3 separate regions of the Homo sapiens genome follow, and all the other regions are linked to region 1. The links are chromatin contacts, found by Hi-C or POLR2A ChIA-PET in ENCODE. All regions are on one chromosome and are shown on one strand. Each heading gives the region's core, a stretch centred on a gene start or an enhancer-like site at or near the end of the contact. The rest is flanking DNA. Distances are from core to core; before and after follow the strand shown. Region 1 overlaps KCNMA1 (potassium calcium-activated channel subfamily M alpha 1). Region 2 overlaps KCNMA1 (potassium calcium-activated channel subfamily M alpha 1). Region 3 overlaps KCNMA1 (potassium calcium-activated channel subfamily M alpha 1).

Region 1 (4,417 bases), core at 1,240-3,739:
TCTTCCAGTCAAATTTGGGGCTAGTGGGGTCACCACGTTTGATACCAACTAGGAACAACATCCCCTTAGAGGCTTCCAACTGAGGAAGGTTCCAAAAGAGAGCTCCATGGCTGAAATGATTCAAAAGAAGCCAACTCCTTCTCATTGAGCTGGCCCTTTGGAATATGGCCCCCTCCTCCCACGGCATCCTTCCCCCTGCCCAGTGCCTCAGGCCCATCTACATGCTTCTACCTATAGGCTTTGCTTCTTCTCTAGAAAGGAGCAAAGAAGGAAAAGAATCATTGGAGGTGAGTCAAAAGCAGGCACCGTAACTCACGGGGCCTTGTAAGCCAGGGACACAGTTTCAGATTTTACTTCAAATGGAGGCAAAACCATGGGAGAGCCATGCAGAGACACCCCTTGATGAACTCTGCTTCACGCCAATCACTCTGGCAGCTAAGAAAAGTGCATTCTCTCTCCTTTTGCAGTTCTCCTGGTGCCTAGCACAGGGCCAAGGGCACAGTAGATGTGAGCCTAACACTTGTGGCCTTTGCTGATGAAGGACAGTGAAGGGGATAAGAAAACATAAAGATATTTTGGGCTGCAAGGGAACGAACTACTGAAAAACTACTGCGGCCCCCTCTATTTATGGAGATGCTGAGGCCTTGGAGAGGGAATTGACTTGTCCAAGGTCAACCAGAAAAGTGATAGCAAAGCCAGGGTTAGTATCCAGGTTTCTGCTGATTGCAGCTCCTCAGATAAAAGTAAGTGACTTGCCTCTCTTCTCCCATATCCAGAATTGATCTCAAACACTGTCATGAATCCCCAAGGGCCAGAGAGACACACAGCATAGACCAAGGTGAGTAAACTGTTTTCTCTCTTTCTGATGATCTGAGCTTTTTCCTGGAGAGATCTCAGGTGGCCAAGAAACCAAGTTGCCCACCTCATGGTTCAGAGGAAACAATAACCTCCTGGCAGCTTCCCTGGGAGCCCATGCAGGTGCCTCAGGGATTAAGGAGCTCCTGAAAACAACTCCTTTCCTTTGCAGGAAGTGATTTTCCACCCCTGAGGCATAACACCAGGCAGAGGCTCTATCAGTGCCTGCTGATATAATTAGCTCTGGACAGACTCTCCAACCAAGGCAGACACAACCAGGCCCTTGCTCTAGAAACAAAAAGAATGTTCTGGACCTATCCCAGTACACTTCCAAACCCCACGCCTTCCTGGGCAAGTCGGGGCTCAGAGACCAACAAACCCAACAGACTTCAGCAGCAGCCAGGGAGCTGGCAGCCTCTGTCCCCTGAAATGCCACTTTTTTTTTTGTGATTCAGCCTCTGTTTCAAGCTATTTTTAGTGTAAGCAAAGGCTGCATCTGAGGGAAGGTGGTGTGGGAAAGGGGTCTTTACTTTCTCTCTCCTTTTCAATGAACTGTCCTGTTTCCCTTAGGACAGCCATTTCACCAAAAGCCACAAAACATGTGGGGAGGGAGGATTAAAAAGAAAAATGGGAAAAAGGTCAAAATTCAGCCTGTTTGCTAAAAGTCTGGGAACAGTTCTAGGAAGGTGATAGTTTCTCGATCCTTTGCGTTAACCTGCTGAATCCTGGGCTGCTCCTGCCAGTGGGGAACCAATATGCCCAGTCCATCTACCTTCCGAATTAACCAACCTCCAGTAAACAAGGAAGGCCCAGAAGTTTGCTCTCCCAGGGACGTGGTGCAAACAGGTTTAATGGTCCCCCTTGATGCCCCAGGGAAGGATGTGTGCCCTTGGAGGCTTGTGAACAGAGAAGCAAGCTTCCGCTCACAGAGGACCCTGGCTTCCCACCCTCACCCCGTCTCCATCATGTCAGCACAAGGCCAATTTTACAAACTGAAATTAACTGGATGAGCAAAAAGATAGCCTTGGTGCTTAAGAGGCTTGGGTACATTTAATTGAGTTTCCAAGTGCCCTGATTCCTTAAGAAAGCCAGAGAAGCCACTGTTATGTCCTAGATCCCTCACTACTCAAACAGGAGAGAATAGTTTTTACAATAAAAATTTTAGGGCAAATGGTGGCTTTCTGTTGTTGTCATTTCCCTGAAGTAGGTTTTTTGTTTGTTTGTTTGTTTGTTTGTTTGTTTGTTTTTTTCTGGAAAAAGCCTCACTCTGGACCCAGAGTCTAAAAATGAGGCTTTTAGTGCACCAAATTGGGCTGTTTGGGGCCCGTAGGCACGAGTCAGTCTGCCTCCTCCTAAACATAGCCTCGTAAACTAAACTTGGAAGCATCAGCTTGCGTGTGGTCCCGAGTGTGACTTTCCAAGCATGCACTCCCCTGCAACGACAAAGGCTGATGACTTTGTCATCATCATCTCTATTTTTGAGTCTCCCTGCTAAACAAACTTTCTCGCAGCTGAAATGGAGGCTCTAAGGATATTTTTCTGACAAAAACGGAGTGCTAAGCCATCAGCACCCTCTGAAGGCCTTGGGGGAAAACCTGGGTAAGAAAAGTCTCCCAGCCCAACTCAGTAGCCGCAAATACAGACATTTCATTTCCTGAAATGCCTCCAGGGGGCGCCAGCTTTCATGGGTTGGGAAGGAGGGAGGGAAGGACGGAGGAATGGAATGAGGCGAGGAAGGAAGGGAGGGAGGGAGGAAGGGAGGGAGGGAGGAGGGAGGAGTGGGGGAGGTGGGAGGGGGCAGTGGGGAGGAAGGAAGGAAGGGAGAGAGGGAAAGAAGGAAGGGAGAGAGGGAAGGGAAGGGAGGGAAAGGAAGGGAGGGAAGGGAAGGAAGGTAAGGGAGGCAAGGGAGGGAAGGGAGGGAGGCAGGGAGGGAAACCAACTACTCACATATTTGCCCAGGCCCCTGGGATTCAGCTGCAGAACTGCACAGGATGTGCAATCAGGACTAGAATGTCTGAGCTCCCAGGCCTGTCCAAGGGACTGAGAGATGGGTCACAGGTTCTGACTTATCACTAAACCCTACTTCAGAAACCTTGCCACCCCAAATCATTCTAGAAAATGCAAGCATAACATTTCCACCTTCAACACTTTGGATGACTGCACTTTGCAGCTTTTGCTGAATGAACCAACATATGTCCAGCACATTGAACAGTATCTGACCCCGAGCAGGTGCTCCAGAATGTTTGAAGGAATGGATGAAGGGATGGAGGAATAGCTCAGAGGAGCTGCCTCGCATGTGCAGTAGAATCTGGGTCTTTATCTTCTGGTGACCTCACACGCTTTCCCATCTCCTTTCAATGAATGTGTGGTCACTACCTGTCAAAATGTACATCAAACCCACCTCCCCAAATACTGGTGCAGATGTGCCCTCCGAAACCAGCCTGTCCCTGCCCTGTCAGCCTCGCCCCACCTCCAGGGAGAAGTGGATACGGAGACCACAGTAAGTGCACTTGACCCTTTTTCCTTAAGACTCATCTGTTGTCCTGCCAAGGCATTTCCTGTGACACATGCGCCCACAACGTACAGCTCCAGGGAGAGCCCAGCCCGTTCTCCAGTCCCCAGCCAGCTCAGGGAGGCTATATGAAGTGAGAATTTCCTGGCCAATTTGACAATGGTGAGTCAGGCTGGCATGAGCCAGCTGCAAAGAGGACGCAGCCTGGACAAGCCTGAATTAAGTGTGTGCACAGAGCAAACATCATCATCTGGATGGATCCAAACCAGGGCTTGCCTGGGGCATTCAGAGCCTTTCAGATGGCCCTGCCCAGAGCTGCTCAGCACTCTTGGAAGATGTCTGGGTTTGGGGAGGCTCAAGGGCTGTTCTTCTACCCCTGCCCCAGAAAAGGATTTGTTCTTCACCCCCTGACCCGTCTGTCTCCATACCAGCCCATTTCCTCCATGACATGGTGACCGGGCTCACACACACAATAACAAAAATAATAATAACCATGCTTATCAAGCACTAACCATGTCAGAGGCACTGTTCTAAATATTTTACATGCATTAACTCATTAAGAGGCAGGGACTATTATTGTCCCCATTTTGTAGATGAGGAAACTGAGGTATGAGACAATGAAGCCACTCGCCCAGGGTAAAAGCCAAGCCCCTGAGACAGATGGAGCTGGGAGTCAGGAGTCTGCAGAGGCTGGGCTTCCAACTGCCCAGCCGCACCACACACAGCAGCTCCTTCCCAAGATGGGTGTCCCAGGGAGAGAGGCAATGCAAGAGCTGAAGTGAGTTTTGAGGCTGCTATGGGCTCCACCCATCCTCCTTGTTTGTTCCAATCAAGTGAGAACGAGACACAAGGAGCAAGATGGAGATCAAAAAAGAGTAGGAGCTCTAGTTCAGATCATGATGCACTGACAAAGGGGCAGGGTTTCTCACTCCCAGGCCCCAACAGAGACTGAAGCAAAGCGGACAGAGACAAGACAGGACCGGCAGAAGCAGGCCGGACTGGCTGCTGACTGCACAGAGGCTGCAAGTGCTCTGCTTGCTTACCAGGCCC
Region 2 (4,417 bases), core at 1,239-3,738, 200 kb before region 1:
TCTGCTTTACTGCCTCTTTATCTGGTGTTGCACTGTAATCCAAATGCCCAACAGGCTGTGCATTGGGCTACTGTAAGATTTCACAAATGCCTAGTATAATTCTATAGAGTATTAAAGAAGAAAAAGTGAAAATTATATTTCCATGAAGGCAGCCACACAGTCTCATAAATGCTAAATAATTAGCCAAGATTTCTTGACAGAGAAAGCCATAAGTCACTTTAATGAGTGGCCACAGGAGTTTGTTATTCTCCTTTTTTCCTAGTTTTTTTTTTTAGAGATGAGAGCTTTCCTTGCCTGGTTGGCTTAGCACGGATCTACATAAGAGGCAGAGATCTGAACCAGTCATATGTCTTGTAAATATCTCTTGTAAGTTTTCTTCTCTAAGAGCACGTACTTTTTCACTGTTACACTTTTGGAATGATGTCCAAGACAACCTACCCACTAATGCTTGTTTTCTCCAGCTTATCTGCAGACTACAATTATTTCAATCACAGTTGTTACCAGAGTAGAATTAGTGTTCATATTTGCCAGCAACTTCTATGTAATAAATCAGAGCTAAGCTACTACATAAAACAGAGTCTTTCCAAACAAGTATTGCTTGATTTTAGTTTTCACTAAACTGTCTTAGGAATCATGACTGACCAATTCTACTCACTCGTTCCACTCCCTCCACTGATTCTAGCCATCCCTTTTTTTTAGGGAACCCTTATTTATCTAGAAAAGGAATGGGATGGAGTAGGTGATTCAAATAGCACTAAATGCATATGCACTTATGCACATATACCAGAAGACAGAGTGAAAGTTCTTCGAGGGCAGGGTCAATGAGCCATGTATAGGTATGGAGTGGTTCATGTGGGTGGGCACCCACACAACGTGTACACACAAACATCCCCAGCCTCCCAGCACAAATATATGCTCTCCATCCAACCCCAACCCCACTCTGGGACCACTCACAAAACAGGACAGCCTAGATGAGGTGATTAGAAATGGGGGAAAGGAAAGAGAAGAGAAGTCCCAGGTCTGAATGGAGAGCTGAGAATCTAGACACAAATGCTGGCATGGGGAATGGAACCTCTGACCCCTGGATCCATACTCCTCTCACATCTACAGGAATTTAGTCCTAGGGAAACAAGAATAGACTATTCATGTAACCACTACATTCTGCTTCCTATGCCTTTTTTTTCTGGATATTAAAATTGCCACCTATGTGCTAGGAGGCTGATAAACAATAATCTATAACCAGGGATAGCCAACAACCCCTAGCCATTGGGGAGCAACAGCCTGGAGCTCACATTTCTGAAAGAGAGGGCATCCTAGAGAAAGTAGCTCAGGGTACAGTTTCAAGGCACTTCATATCAAGGCTTCCCAAATAAGAAGCCCTCATATTCATACAGGGGATGGCAGAGGCTCCTAAGAGAAAAGAAGAGCTCTCTATTTGCCAAAGGCTGGCCAATCAGGGCACGGTTGGGCAGGTAGGCTGGTACTCCCATAGCATAACAGACTGTCAAATCACTGTGGGACTTCTTTGGGCTGTTACTAGATGCAGACTTCAAAATTCTGTCTGAGCCTTCTCCAGATGTTTGCCTTGGACTCTTTGGGCCTCCCCTGGTCATCTCACCAGTCCCCTATTTAACTTATGCCTTATACTCCCTTTTCTTGCCCTCCTACCTGGCTTTGACATAGTCCTGTCATACCTGGATGGCATGACCCTGGCAATGGCACCTTGCTATGGGTCTACCTGTAAGGATTTGGAGTACAGAAGCTAAAACTATTGAATCGACAGCTAGAACCAGCCTGTTCTGAGTTCCGGACTGACAGTTGCGGATAATGAGATGCCTGAGACGTATCTCTTTCTTATTCTGAACCTTAGTATTTCAGCCAGTAGCCTAAGAGGTCTATTACAGTTCCAACTCTTGTACCTCTTGGCACATCTGCACTCAAGCAGAATGGCACACAAGCCCCTCAGCAGGGCACTCAAGGTCTACACTAACAAAGAGTACCAATGCTGAAGACTTGCTGATCCTGAATGTAGGAAGCCTGAGAACATCTGGAAAAAAAAATAATTATGTTTAAAAAACAGTTGTTCCATTTATCTGCTGCTTCACTTTGACGAACAGAAAACAATGTCACATAACATAGATAGTCACCACAAGGACACCAGCTTGTTTAAAGTTACACATGAATTTATATGTGATGCTGAAGGATAATTATAATGGCTTATATCTATTTCTAACATCTTGAAGTTTTGTTGTTGTTGTTGTTGTTATTGTTGTTGTTGTTGTTGAGGATTTTTTTTAAGAACACACAGAGAAAGACCTGGTAGAAGTCTTTCTGACATCTGGCATAGAAGACAATTATACCTTTATTGCACAAGGAAATAAAATAGCTGTGTCTTAGCTCCGTCTTTGGCTGACAGCTAAGGCCTGGAAGTTTTGTAAGTTTTCCTATTTAGGAGTTTTGTTGAGAGCCTAGCAGCCTCACAGCCAAAACGGAGTGTCTGAGATGCTGCTGATTAGAAGTCATGGGTCTGCTGAGTACAAGGCTAGAGTCACTCCTTAGGAATGTCATAAAGGACCTGGGCAGTAGAAACCAACACCACCATGGAAAATCAGACAGGATGAGTTACCTTTAAAACAAACTGTCATCATTAATAGGGAAAATGGCAATGACTTATTAACCCCTATGATTATACAATCATATCTTCAAGTATGCACACTTTTCATTTCCTTCTTGACAACTTCATGAAAGTAATGTCTCATCTCCTGGAACATTTCTTTTCCTTTTTTTTTCTTTCCTTCTTGCTTCTAATTAACATTGAAAATCATTTATTTATCAAAATTAGGTTTCCCCTGCCCATGTTTCAGAAATAATAAATAGCTGGCTGAGTATGGTGGCTCAAGCCTGTAATCCCAGCACTTTGGGAGGCCGAGGCAGGTGGATCACTTAAAGTCAGGAGTTCGAGACCAGCCTGGCCAACATGGTGAAACCCCACCTCCACTGAAAATACAAAAATTAGCTGGGAGTGGTGGTGAACACCTGTAGTCCCAGCTACTCGGGAGGCTGAGGCAGGAGAATGGTTTGAACTCGGGTGGTAGAGGTTGCAGTGAGCCAAGATCATACCACTGCACTCCAGCCTGGGCAACGGAGTGAGACTGTCTCAAAAAAAGAAAAATAATAATAAATAGCTATTTCCACCATATCAATGACATCCACTAGATTTTTGGGTATAAATTTGGAAAGAAATATGATGAATTACCTGCTCAGTGGGGTGAAGTGTCTTTCTCCTTGCTTCCTCCTGCAGGCCCTTCTTTTAATTTTATTGTCCTATCTTTGAACTTCTCTAGAGATGTTATTCCTATCATTATAAAAACATCTCTGTGAGAGGCCTAGGATGGCCCCAGGAAGCCGATTTCTTAGGATTTTCTCTTCTGTCTCTGTGAATGGATCTCTGTATCCCCACTTTCTGTTGGGCTTCAGAAATCCTTTCATTTTATGAGGAATCACTGTGTTTTTCTGGGAAAGAGGAATGGGTCTCTGTACTGAAGAATCTCACAAAAGAGAATCAGATGTTTCCTTCGCCAAGCCCCCAGATGAAAACGTTCATAAAGTGAGAATATGCCAACGTGCTGGGCAGGATCGCCTGCCTGCACAGGTCTGTACTGTAATTACATTTAAGCTCCTTTCAAAAAGCGAAATGCTCCCATTCAAAGGATCTTTTTACTGGTTACCAAAAGAACATGTTATGAAATTCTAAGCAAAGTCCATTTCAATATAATACATGGGATATGGTTAATAGAATAGGAGGAAAAAGGACTGTGGGAAGAGCTTCAATCTACTAAGCCCCCAGATTGTAGAAGATCAGATTTCATGAAGAAAACCTAAAAATAAGATAAGAAGCATTCGGCTTTGTTTCATTCTGACTGCTTAGTGCCTACTCTTGGGCTAAGGGATGCTGACAAGCTAGTATCATCAAGAATTGTCTAGGAACTGTTATTCCTACCCTAGGATTATCACAGCTTGGAATGCCTCGCCTTTCATTTTTCTCAGCTTACAACCAAGGCATGTCTAAAATGCAAAGTATCTATTTGAAATGACAAAAAAAGAAATGCAGTGAGAAAACAGATCCTGACAGTTGTGTTTTATAAAAGTCCATTCTGAGAATACAAGAAAGAAGTATACAAGTTTAAAAAAAATAAGGAAAAGAAAGCAGTTTTAAAGTAAGTCATTAGACAGCCCTAAGGCAAAAAAAAAATATTTCAAGGAGAGAAAATGATCACAATTTACTAATCAATGATGTTGAATGCAGTGCCAACATGCTTTAACAAATGCGATATTTCTTCCTAGTAGTACCATTTCATTTCTTTTAAAGTTGAATTAATAGTTTTACTAAACACTATGAAAACGATCAATAATTGCA
Region 3 (4,417 bases), core at 1,426-3,925, 200 kb after region 1:
ATTTTTGTATTTTTAGTAGAGACAGGGAGGGTTTCACCATGTTAGCCAGGGTGGTCTCGATCTCTTGACTTCATGATCTGCCTGCCTCAGCCTCCCAAAGTGCTGGGATTACAGGCATAAGCCACCACGCCTGGCCTTGTTCCATAAATGTTTTTAAAGAAGAACATGCTCCCTGAAATCCAGCCCATACGCCATTCAGTCTCTGACTCTGTCTCTGACAGAGACACTCAAGAGTGAGCTGGGAGAAGGCCTGGCTGTCTGACATCACCTAGGAGGCTGAGGTCTGACCCAGTCTTCCAGACCCTAAGAAGTCTCACAGAGAACCCAGCACTCGGCTGCACTTAAGGCTTCCACAGCACGCTGTTCCAGCATCACCTCCAGCTCCCTATGGGAAGCCCACACACCTGGCCAAGGGACACTGGAGCATGCACTCCCTGCACAGTCCTCTCAGCCACTCTAGCCCTTTGCTCACGTTCTTCTCTGACCCCAGAACAACCTCCCTACCCTTCTCCAAGCTGTCCCTCAAAACCCATTGATCACTTAAGAATCTCCATAGCAGATCTTTTGTACTTGGCATACTGAACTCTGACCACATGCTGGGCAGTTTGCTGGATGACAGGAGTACCAAGAGGACGAAAACACATGCCTGCTCTCAGGCCACTCAGACTATCGGGGGAGGTGAACAGAGGAACAAATGGCTGCAACTCCTGCACAGTCAGACTGGCTGGGGTGAGTCTCAGCCCCACAACGCACTAGCCGGGTGACCTGAAGCAAGTCGCTTAACTTAAAATGTCTGTTTCCTCTTCTCTCATATGAGGACAAGCATGGTACTGATTTCACCAGGCCGTTGTCGCAGTTGTATGAATTAATATAATTAAAGACAACATTTATTTTACTCAAAAATTACTGGAGTAAGAGGAGTGAAGGTAATGCACAAGCTATATTACTTGGTTTTGTACCAAGCTCTTATCAGATTGCTTTCACTAGATTGGTGCCCTGTGCACATGGCAGGCCCTCAAGAAATGTTTGTAACCCTTCCTTGAACATGCTCTGCACTTTACCCAGCTTTTCTGTTCTCATCACCTCTTCAACATTGTTTGTATAAAAATTATGTATTCTGCAAGGATGAGATCAGATGCCACCTCCCCTAATTAGGTTTACATGCTTCATGATTCCCAGACGAACAACTTCCCTGTCTTGTTTTTGGATTTCTCAGGCATCTAAAAACAGGTCCTCACCACCTTCAGTTATACCCATCCATATAGGTATACTATATGCTCCTATCAGACCACAGCTCCTTGAAGACAAATACTGAGATTCATGCATTGTTATTTGGGGCCAAGGCTCTAGCGACAGAACAATTAAAAAGCAGTGCTATTTCTGTAGGGGAGCACTCCAAAACTCCTTTCCAAAACCTTTTTCTCATAAGCCCATGAGCCAGAATGGCTTTCCAGAACCTCATTTTTATCAAAAATAGAAACCAATCTGACCACGCACACTTTATATCAGAGTGAAATGGAACATCCCAAACTTTTATCAACATGCATTTTCTGTTCCCGGTATATAATAAAGGGTCCCAATGTTTATCTAACATTTTTCTGAAATCAGTATGTAACACTCTCCACTTCTGAATCTGATGGGGCACCAGTCAGTTTCATAGTCATCACTGGAGAGACTCTGTGCCAGATTTTGTCTTCAGTTGTAACACAGGATCACATGGTCACTCTACTGAGCTATTCCCACCCACACTCTTGGTTCTAGGGATGATGAAGGGAAAAACAAAATGGTTCTAGCACCTGGATGCAGACCGTTGCATGTTCGACGTCCTTTTCTTGTGCTCCATATGAAACATGTCCCAGATCCTTCACGAGCAACCCTCCACTGTTCAGTTTCATAGGAGCGCAGAAAACAAGTCCAGTTTCAAGTAGGTAGTAATTTCTGTTTCATTTCATGAACAAAATAGAGATGCAGCAATAAATTACATGATTTGAGCCCTCATTAGTAGACAGTAAATGTCACTGTTTATTAAAAAGCTAATAATCCATTCAATTTTTTAAATTAAGCAATAAGACTCTAATATAATAAATTTGAATAATTAAGCCTAATATTAATGGAGTGAAAACATGAGGGAAGAAAGAAGTTCTAAAATCTTTATTTTTCCCTCCACATAAAACATGTTAATAATGATCCCACAGGTGAAAGAAGTTTCTATGTGCATACCAGTGGAGTACTTATTTGTCAAAGCAAGAACTCACACGTATGCTTAGATGGCTGGAAATCTCTAGGGAAGTACAGAGAACTCTCCTAACTCAGCCCTCACTATTGACTCCTAGCTCTATTTTTACCTGATCTGTTTTTATTGCTGGACTCCACTCTCTTTCCATTACATACAGCCTAAGAATTTTCTACTCCAGCTAGAAAGAGCTCTGACTAGGACACAAGTTTACAACCAGGATGGTTGGTCTGTACGTGCTGTCTTCTCCCTGCTCAATAAAAGGAGAGCATCCTTGTGTTAGAAATAGCTTGGTATCTGCGGCCATACCACCCTGGACACACCTGATCTTGTCTGATCTTGGCAGCTAAGCAGGGTCTGGCCCAGTTAATACTTGGATGGAAGAAACAACTTTGCACAACAGTTCTAAACAAAGCACAGTTTGAACTTATTCTTCCTGCCACACAGCCTTCCCACCACGTGAGGCCGTAGCATCATCTCTGCTTGGAAACTCTACACCAAGATTGCACCATCACGCCCTGAAGAAGGCAAGAAGCCTTTTCTCAGGCCACTGAATATAGGCTTATGTAAACAGGCAGTATAACTCAGTAGGCGGAGATGAAACATTTGCACTTCTCTCCAAGCATTATAATGAGAAAGCAAAACTCTTTATACAAGCTAAACCCTTTTCTACATTCTTAAGTGTCCAAACAAACTTTTCCCCAGCAGCCTGCACTTCTATGGCTTTGCATTATTGGGATAAGCCAAGAGGGAGGGAACAGGAGCCTTTCCTCCTAAGCTCAGAGAGATCAAAGAAAACAAAGCTAGAGAGTGTGAGGGATTCTGCTTGGTGAGCATTTCTCAGCAGAGTGGACTTTCTGTGTCTGGGCTGCGGGCCCCTGAGTGTCCGGTGCTCTGAGGACACCTTCAGTGGAATCTGTGGAAGGTACACATCAGATCTGCTCCCAGTAATAATGCCCTGCTTTGCAGAGGCTGTTTTGCTTTCCCAGGTGCTTTCATGTCTTTTATTGATCAACAAGCAAACACTTACTGAGCGCCTATCAGATGCAGGGCCCCAGGTGGAGTTATCTCACCGACAGATCATCTCACGGCCCCAGTCTTCAGATATATGTGCCACTCTGAAAAGAAAATAAGGCCCAGATCTGCCTTCAAGATGTTTATAGTTTATTTGGAGACATAAGCAGAGTCCCACAGAAAGAGAAATAATACTGCAAAGCACTCTATTTTAAGTTAGTCTTCCTCAAACTTTGATCATAATCACAACCACATTAGGAGCTTATTAAAAGTCAAAGGGGCCTGGATCACATCTTTGGAGATTCTAATTCCATGGGAATGAAGCCTGGGTCCCTGTATTTTTAACAAGCAGCCACAAAGATTAAAAATTTAAAACCTAAGACAGTGCCTAAGTGGCAAATGAGACAGTCACTCCTGTTGGCCGAGGTCAAAGGACTCCAGCAAGGTCAGACATAAAAGAGACCTGCAAGGGCAGACAGGAGGCTGAGAGCAGAAAGGCAGAAAGGGGCAAGGTAGGAAGTTAGGAGGGAGAGGGGGATAGGGTCCCAAGAACAAGTGCAATATTCATGTAGGGGACAGAATGCAGAAAATTCTGGATGTAGGAGAAGGCTGCCCTAGAGGATTGAGAGATCAAGACAGACAGGTAGGTCTGGAGTCCAGGGCCGTGGGACTGCAGTCTGGGCCCTGATATTTTATCATATCAAAGTAAGGAGGATCATGAATGACAGGTGTTTACTTTAGCCTGGAGGCAAAGGGTGCCTCAGGAATGGCAGGGCCATGAGAGCAGAGAATTTTAGACAGAGGTCCCGTGCTAGGCCTGGATTGAAACCATCAGGAAGACCGGAAGCTGGGCCCAAGGTTCTAGTAAGATATTTTAATATCCTGTTCTACCCTCACCACAGATCAACGAACTCAGCAAGATAGATAATATTATCTTCTTTCTGTAGAGAGAAAACTGGAGCACAAAGTGGCCAAACAGCAAGAGGAAACCTGGGGAAGCCAGAACAGCCATGTGGCTGGCGCTCATCTTTGACAAATCAATCCACTGCATTTCAAGCCTATTCAACATACATTTATTGAGTGCCTACTACCAGCAAGAAACAAGAAGCAGCAAGATAAACGGAGTGCCGTTCCTGCCCTCAGGGAGCTCACCTCCCAGGGGAGGAGCTG

The links. A loop is a pair of places that touch in the nucleus more often than their neighbours do. ChIA-PET counts read pairs that join two places held with the same protein, here RNA polymerase II (POLR2A). Pooled maps may share reads with other maps.
Region 2: a map of PC-3 shows a loop between it and region 1 (4-fold over the local background). The contact joins two enhancer-like sites. A Hi-C loop is called at or near these places in 2 of 168 maps with a recorded cell type or tissue (PC-3 and breast epithelium) and 2 of 50 pooled maps. POLR2A ChIA-PET finds 5 or more read pairs at or near these places in 2 of 52 experiments (PC-9 and activated T-cell).
Region 3: a map of prostate gland shows a loop between it and region 1 (5-fold over the local background). The contact joins two enhancer-like sites. A Hi-C loop is called at or near these places in 6 of 168 maps with a recorded cell type or tissue (Caco-2, MCF 10A, PC-3 and 3 more) and 6 of 50 pooled maps. POLR2A ChIA-PET finds 5 or more read pairs at or near these places in 1 of 52 experiments (GM12878).

What each region holds. Positions count from the first base shown.
Region 1 is chr10:77,389,547-77,393,963 of GRCh38, forward strand. The region is part of intron 2 of KCNMA1 (potassium calcium-activated channel subfamily M alpha 1); the gene reads right to left. Among named protein-coding and RNA genes, the nearest start is that of KCNMA1-AS3, 41 kb to the left of the region's middle. Within about 2 kb of position 2,490, at least 13 of the 41 ENCODE cell types and tissues checked have a DNase peak (open chromatin) inside an H3K27ac peak, as active enhancers do; they include PC-3, ascending aorta and prostate gland, where a contact is called at or near this core.
Region 2 is chr10:77,192,788-77,197,204 of GRCh38, forward strand. All of the region lies in intron 3 of KCNMA1 (potassium calcium-activated channel subfamily M alpha 1), which reads right to left. Among named protein-coding and RNA genes, the nearest start is that of KCNMA1-AS2, 54 kb to the left of the region's middle. Within about 2 kb of position 2,489, at least 6 of the 41 ENCODE cell types and tissues checked have a DNase peak (open chromatin) inside an H3K27ac peak, as active enhancers do; they include PC-3, where a contact is called at or near this core.
Region 3 is chr10:77,584,521-77,588,937 of GRCh38, forward strand. All of the region lies in intron 1 of KCNMA1 (potassium calcium-activated channel subfamily M alpha 1), which reads right to left. It also overlaps the pseudogene RNA5SP321. Among named protein-coding and RNA genes, the nearest start is that of KCNMA1, 51 kb to the right of the region's middle. Within about 2 kb of position 2,676, at least 12 of the 41 ENCODE cell types and tissues checked have a DNase peak (open chromatin) inside an H3K27ac peak, as active enhancers do; they include PC-3, ascending aorta and prostate gland, where a contact is called at or near this core.